2 separate regions of the Homo sapiens genome follow, and region 1 is linked to region 2. A link is an interaction called in ENCODE POLR2A ChIA-PET data of the cell type or tissue named here. Cell type or tissue: K562. All regions are shown on one strand. Each heading gives the region's core, and the rest is flanking DNA. Links, peaks and the distances in the headings are about the cores only.

Region 1 (2,923 bases), core at 152-2,651, 160 kb before region 2:
AATTTTCCTAGGCTATGGAATTATGAGAAATAAACTCCTATTGTAATAAACCATTGTATTTTGTTGTTATTGTTTGAATCACAGAAGTCAATCTTAGCTTAAGTAATAGAACTAAGAACATCCATATTTATGTATCTTTAATTTATATGCCTCTCTGCACTTCACACTTTTATTGCCAACTGTCTACTGTGCAACAAACGGAATGTACAGTAAGCATCTCACACTTAACATGTAAATACTAAACTTTTCATTTCCTCCCCTAAGTAGACTTTTCTGTCAGAAAATGTTTCACCCTTCTTCCTGCTCGGAGCTGAAGCCATGGGGTCATCCCTGATACCTTTCTTGTTCCGATATTCCACATCAAATCCACCAGGAAAGGCAATTATCATCTCTCACCAGATTACTGCTATAGCTTTCTGACTGGTCTTGCTGCTTCCTCCCTGGCCCTGTCATATTCTATTTCCAACACAGAAACCACAACAATCCTCCAAGAATACAGTTCAGTGTAAGCCACTGTTCTGCACAAAACTTCCACCAGGCTTCTCATCTCATTCAGAGTCAAATCCAGAGCCCTTACCTTGACCTACACAGCCAGATGCTTTGTTCTGTTACCTGTCTGATCCCATCTCTGGCTTCCTCTCTCCTCCTTCACTCCCCCAGCCAAGCTGGTCCCTTTGGTCTTTCTTAAACATCACAGCCACTCCCCGCTCAGCGAACTCCACACTCAGGGACCAAGCACTGGCTGTTCCTCCTGCCCAGAAGTCTCTCCCCAAGAGAATGATATGACTCACTTCTACACATTCTCAGTCTCTCCTCAAATTTTAAACTTTTTGTTTTGCATTTTAAATCATTCTTGTATTGATCTAAGAAATACCTTCCATGCAAGAGACACTGTATTGGAAACTTGAAGATGAATATGAAATGTCCTCTGCCCTCAATAAACTGCTAAATAGGACTAGAGAATGGGCTTTCCAGGAAGGTTTCCTAGAAGAAGCAGGCCTGGAACTGAATCTTGAAGAAAATAAAAGAGTTAATTGGGAGTGGGAAGGGAGGGGTGGCAAAGCAAGTACCTCTTAGGGAGAGAGCAATTGAGTATACGTGTGGATATGACAGAGTATGACATATTAGGAGGCTGCAAGATTAGCCTTATCTGTCCCCAGAACCTGGTCATGTGCTACGACATGAGCACTAGAGATAACTCACTGAACCACAGGGGATGGGAGGGAGAGGAAAGAATCACCCTAGAGGCAAGTCTGATGTCAGACTATCTCTAGAGTCGTGCAAGAGAGGAAGCCAAGAGCAGCACACAGATATGCAAACTGCTGGAAACTGCAGAGCACTGCTAGTGACAAGCAGGGACACTCAGATAAGCAACTAGGATGAGAAGCCCATTAGGAAGAAGGAAAGACGGCTCAACATATGAGCAGAATTCAGGAACATGAATTCCTTGGAGATGCAAGATTCAGAGACAATAATACTCTGTTACACTGACAGCCCTCAATGAACCATTTTTTCTGGTATTCATATCCTTGACAATCCTCTCCCTGGAATCTGGTCTGAACCTGTGACTTACTTTAACCCAGTGGTTCTCACAGAGATTTTGTTCTCCAGGGGATATTTGGCAGTGTTTAGAAACACTTTTATTTGACCCAAATGGGGAATGTGGAGAAAGGATGCTACTAGCATTCCTACTGTACTAGTGGGTAGTGGCCAGGGATGCTACTAAACATTCTACAATACACAGTACAGTCCCCCACAACAACAAAAAAATACCTTGCCAAAAATGTCAATAGTGTCAAGGTTGAAAAGCCAATAGAATGCAGCCTAAGCTTTAAGACCTTATGCCTTTAAAAGGACTGAGCTTTCAAAAGCCTAGAAGCTTCCACTTTTGCACTCCTTAAAGGAGGGTAGCCAGACTTTTTACATGCCAGCTCAGGGTTGCATGGAGACACCACATGAGAGGACACGTGGAAAGGAAGCAGTCTTAAGGCTGGGTACATGGAGGAGTGCTGAGAACACAGCTGACGGAAAGAACTAAGGTGCCAGATGTACCATTCCAGGCAAGCTCTTCCGGCCTGTCTCCAACCATTTGAGCCGCCTTTGCTGAAGTGACAGACATGAGCCAAGAAGCTCTCATGGATGTTTCAGCATGCACAGTCATCACAGAGAGCAGGGACAAGTTTTCCCTGCTGAGCCCTGCCCAAATGGAAGAATCATGAGCAAGTAAATAAGATGTTGATTTAAGTCAAGATGTTTTGGAATAGTTTGTTATACAGCAATAGATAGATGAAACAATAGTCAACATAATAGGCATGTTTCTAAGCACATGCTAATGACATCCTTATGAAATAAGATCTGTTATTATCAATGCCACTTTAACTATGAGAAAACTAGTACATGAGTACAGGGAAGTTAAGTATCCACACAGGCTAACACTACTAGGAACAGAGTTTGGATTTGATCGCAGTTAGCGTAACACCAGAGACTGTATCTTAACCATCATGCCATAGATCCTGTCTAGTCATTCATTCATTCAAAAATATATATGGAGAACCTACCATGTGCCAGACACTGTTCCATACATATGGGATATAGCAGGGACCAAAACAGATGAAAATTCCTGGTCTCACAAAATTTAAGTTCTAGTGAATGTAACCACCCCAGGGGCTTATTTTGCCTGCTGCTCAGATAGAGACGATTTATCAAGACAGGGAGATTGCAACAGAGAAAGAGTTGAATATATGAAGAGTGGGCTAAATAGCAGTTTTATTATTACTCGAATCAACCTCCCTGAAAATTCAGAGGCTAGGGTTTTTTAAAGGATAGGTTAGCAGGCAGAGGGTTAGGGAATGGATGCTGCTGAGTGATTGAGTATGCAATCATAGGGGAGTGGAAAACAGCCCTTGTGTGCTGAGTACTCTTC
Region 2 (2,923 bases), core at 145-2,644:
TATGATGAAGATGGCAGTTCAACTTTCTCAGCCGTTTGTGGGCAAAAAATAAGGCTGGATCTCTATTTCATTCTTTATGCTAAAATTGCAGATAAATCAAAGATTTAAATATAAAAATAAATGTACTTGAAGAAAATAAGTGTGAAATTATTTATAAGAGTAGAATGTGGAATTTATAAGCTAGACATTTAATCCCAGGAACTATTATTAAAAAAAGATTAATCCATTGCCATATAACTTTAAACCATTAAAAGTTCCCCCAGACTCATGAACCCAAACTCATAAATTAGAAATATTTATTACTCATTTGACAAATGTCTAAGTTTTATAATTTATGAAGCTCGTGTAAATCATAAAGAAAAGGGTAAAAATTCCAAAAAAGGTCAAAAATGACCAAAAGAAAAAAGGGAGCATAGAAGAAATCTAGTCTGACTTGTGATTTAATTTGCTTACAGTAGTAGGATCTTATTTTCTTGTGATTAGGTTTTTCTTTTTTTCTCTGTGTGTATGTAATGTGGGAGTGGGGTGGGGTTATGTGTGTTTGTAATGTGAGATGGAAAAAAATACTACTGATAATTTTAGATCTAATTAGGCTCTAGTTAATTGATGCATTACAGTGTATTATATGCTTCCCTTACTGTCAGTAAATGTGCTAATTTTAGTTTTTATCATTGCTAGTATAAATTTAATCATGTATTATGTCTTTGAACTTATTTCTGAGAGCTAGGCAAAAATAACAAAAGGTTGAAAAAACATAAAAGCATTCAAGTCAATCTGAAATTACAATATTCCTAGTATTTTACCTCCTGTCAGAGGGCTTTATGGACTTTTAAAGTATTGTATTGAGTAGTAAAAGCTTAATAAAGTACAGATTTTAAAACCATAACTTACTTACCTATAATGTAATGTGTTTTAGAAAACATTTAGATTCTTTGCAATTTTTTTCTTTTTCTTTGTCTTCTTCAAGAGACAAGGTCTCATTCTGTGGCCCAGGACCTGCTGGAGTACAGTGTTGTGATCATAGCTTACTATACAAACTCCTGGCCTCAAGTGATCCTCCCACCTCAGCCTCCTGAGTAGCTGGAACTATGGGCATGTGCCACCATGCTGGTTTAATTTTTAAATTTTTGTAGAGATTGGGTTTTGCTGTATGCCCAGGCTGGTCTCAAACTCCTGGCCTCGAGCAGTCCTGCCACCACAGTCTCCCAAAGTGTTGGGATTACAGACATGAACCACCATGTTTGGCCTGCCATTTTATTCTTTATATTTTTCAAATGTGGCCTTTTGTGTCTTTTGCCATTTTATTTCAGTGTCTCTGTGTTTATAATATGTAATTAGTGATTTATATTACTTTTAAATAAATCCTACATTCAGAAAAATCAGGAATTCCTAGCTTGGCTCATAGTTTTTGAATGTGAAGCTTTTGTCAATTGTGTATTCATGCAATGTAGTTGTTTCCATATATTAACATAAAATAAAGCATAAGAAGATACACATCGTTTTCGTATTAGTTCCATTTGCATCCATTTTATAACACACAGAAATTTTGAAAATGAAATAGCCATGACAAATCTTTGTTAAAACTGTATGGTTTGTGGTTACCTAAGAATTTGAATATACTTTTCTTATTACTAATTTAGGTCAAGGGTAGTTACCATTATTTACTCTTCATAAACCTATTAATTTCTTCTTTCTTTCCTGGAGACTTTTCTTCTTAAAAGTAGTGGAGTCAAATATTTAGAACTTTTCTTAGCTTTTGTTAACTCTCCCAATAGACAAGTAATGGGGCCGACATGGGGGATGAGGAAAGAAGTACTTTCCAGATCCAGGAGTTGAAAAGAACTTAGAGAACCATTTAGAGGAGAATGAGAAACATAACTAACGGGATTACTGAATAGTTATGAAGAATGTACTGAAAGCTGGCTGCCTCAGTTGTCTTTTGGCTCCTGTGTTGTAAGGTGATTAAAGAAGTACATTGCAGAGATTAAGAGCAAGACTTCTAGAGCCAAACAGCCTTGGATTGCATCTGCTCTGTCCCTGTTTGGTATGGAACATTGAGCACCTCCATTTATCTCAGTCTTCCCATTTCTAAAAGGGGCATTTAAAAAGTACCCACCTCTTACGGTTATTGTGAGAATTAAATGAAAGCTGAAAAGTGCTTTTTAGTAAGAGATAGCCTTTAATACTATAGTCATTATTACTATAAAAACTAGTACTACAACTACTCTTGATATCAATATTACAATTCTTCATCTAACTTAATTTCTGATTTTCTGGATAGGGGCAGGACATGCTGTCAGACACTTACTAGAGCATACTTTCCCTGCAGAAATGTCTTTGGATGCTTTGAAGTGGAATTTGGTTTTATGGGTTAATGGTGGATCTACCAAAGGCTTACCATAAATTATCATATATTCCAGAATATACTGTTAAATATAACTACTAAGATTATTTTTCTTACCTCCTTATTTTGTGCAGTAAGGTAATGATGAACACCAGGTAAAAGCTTTTTTTTTTTTTTTTTTAAACTTTAGGGTCTTCTCACTTATTGCTTTATGGTTTCTTTATCTTTGCTCTTAAGAGCTCATCTATTGGGGCTAAATTTATTATTATTATTATTATTTATTTATTTTTTAAGACCATGTCTCACTCTGTTGTCCAGGTTGGAGAGCAATGGTGTGATCTTGGCTCACTACAACCTCTGCCTCCCAGTTTCAAGAGATTCTCCTGCCACAGCCTCCTGAGTAGCTGGGACTACAGGCCTATGCCACCATGCCTGGCTAATTTTTGTATTTTTAGTAGAGATGGGGTTTCACCATGTTGGTCAGGCTGGTCTTGAACTTCTGACCTCAGTGATCTGCCTGCCTCGGCCTCCCAAAGTGCTGGGACTATAGGCATGAGGCACTGCGCCCGGCCATGTATT

Evidence for each region. ChIA-PET counts read pairs that join two places held together with the same protein. Peaks named below come from ENCODE experiments on the same cell type or tissue, not always from the same donor. Only the 100,000 strongest peaks of a DNase experiment are listed, where the experiment ranks them.
Region 1: POLR2A ChIA-PET joins it to region 2 with 5 read pairs; 2 of 35 experiments call an interaction of 5 or more read pairs at or near these places.

The regions. Positions count from the first base shown.
Region 1 is chr4:78,690,939-78,693,861 of GRCh38, forward strand. No RefSeq gene overlaps it. Among named protein-coding and RNA genes, the nearest start is that of LINC01094, 46 kb to the left of the region's middle. RefSeq lists cis regulatory regions at 629-735, 901-1,579. In K562, for the core only: no CTCF peak of the experiment used is centred there; DNase peaks (open chromatin) are centred at 673 and 1,263; H3K4me3 peaks cover 593 bases.
Region 2 is chr4:78,851,657-78,854,579 of GRCh38, forward strand. All of the region lies in intron 7 of BMP2K (BMP2 inducible kinase), which reads left to right. Among named protein-coding and RNA genes, the nearest start is that of BMP2K, 77 kb to the left of the region's middle. In K562, for the core only: no CTCF peak of the experiment used is centred there; no DNase peak of the experiment used is centred there.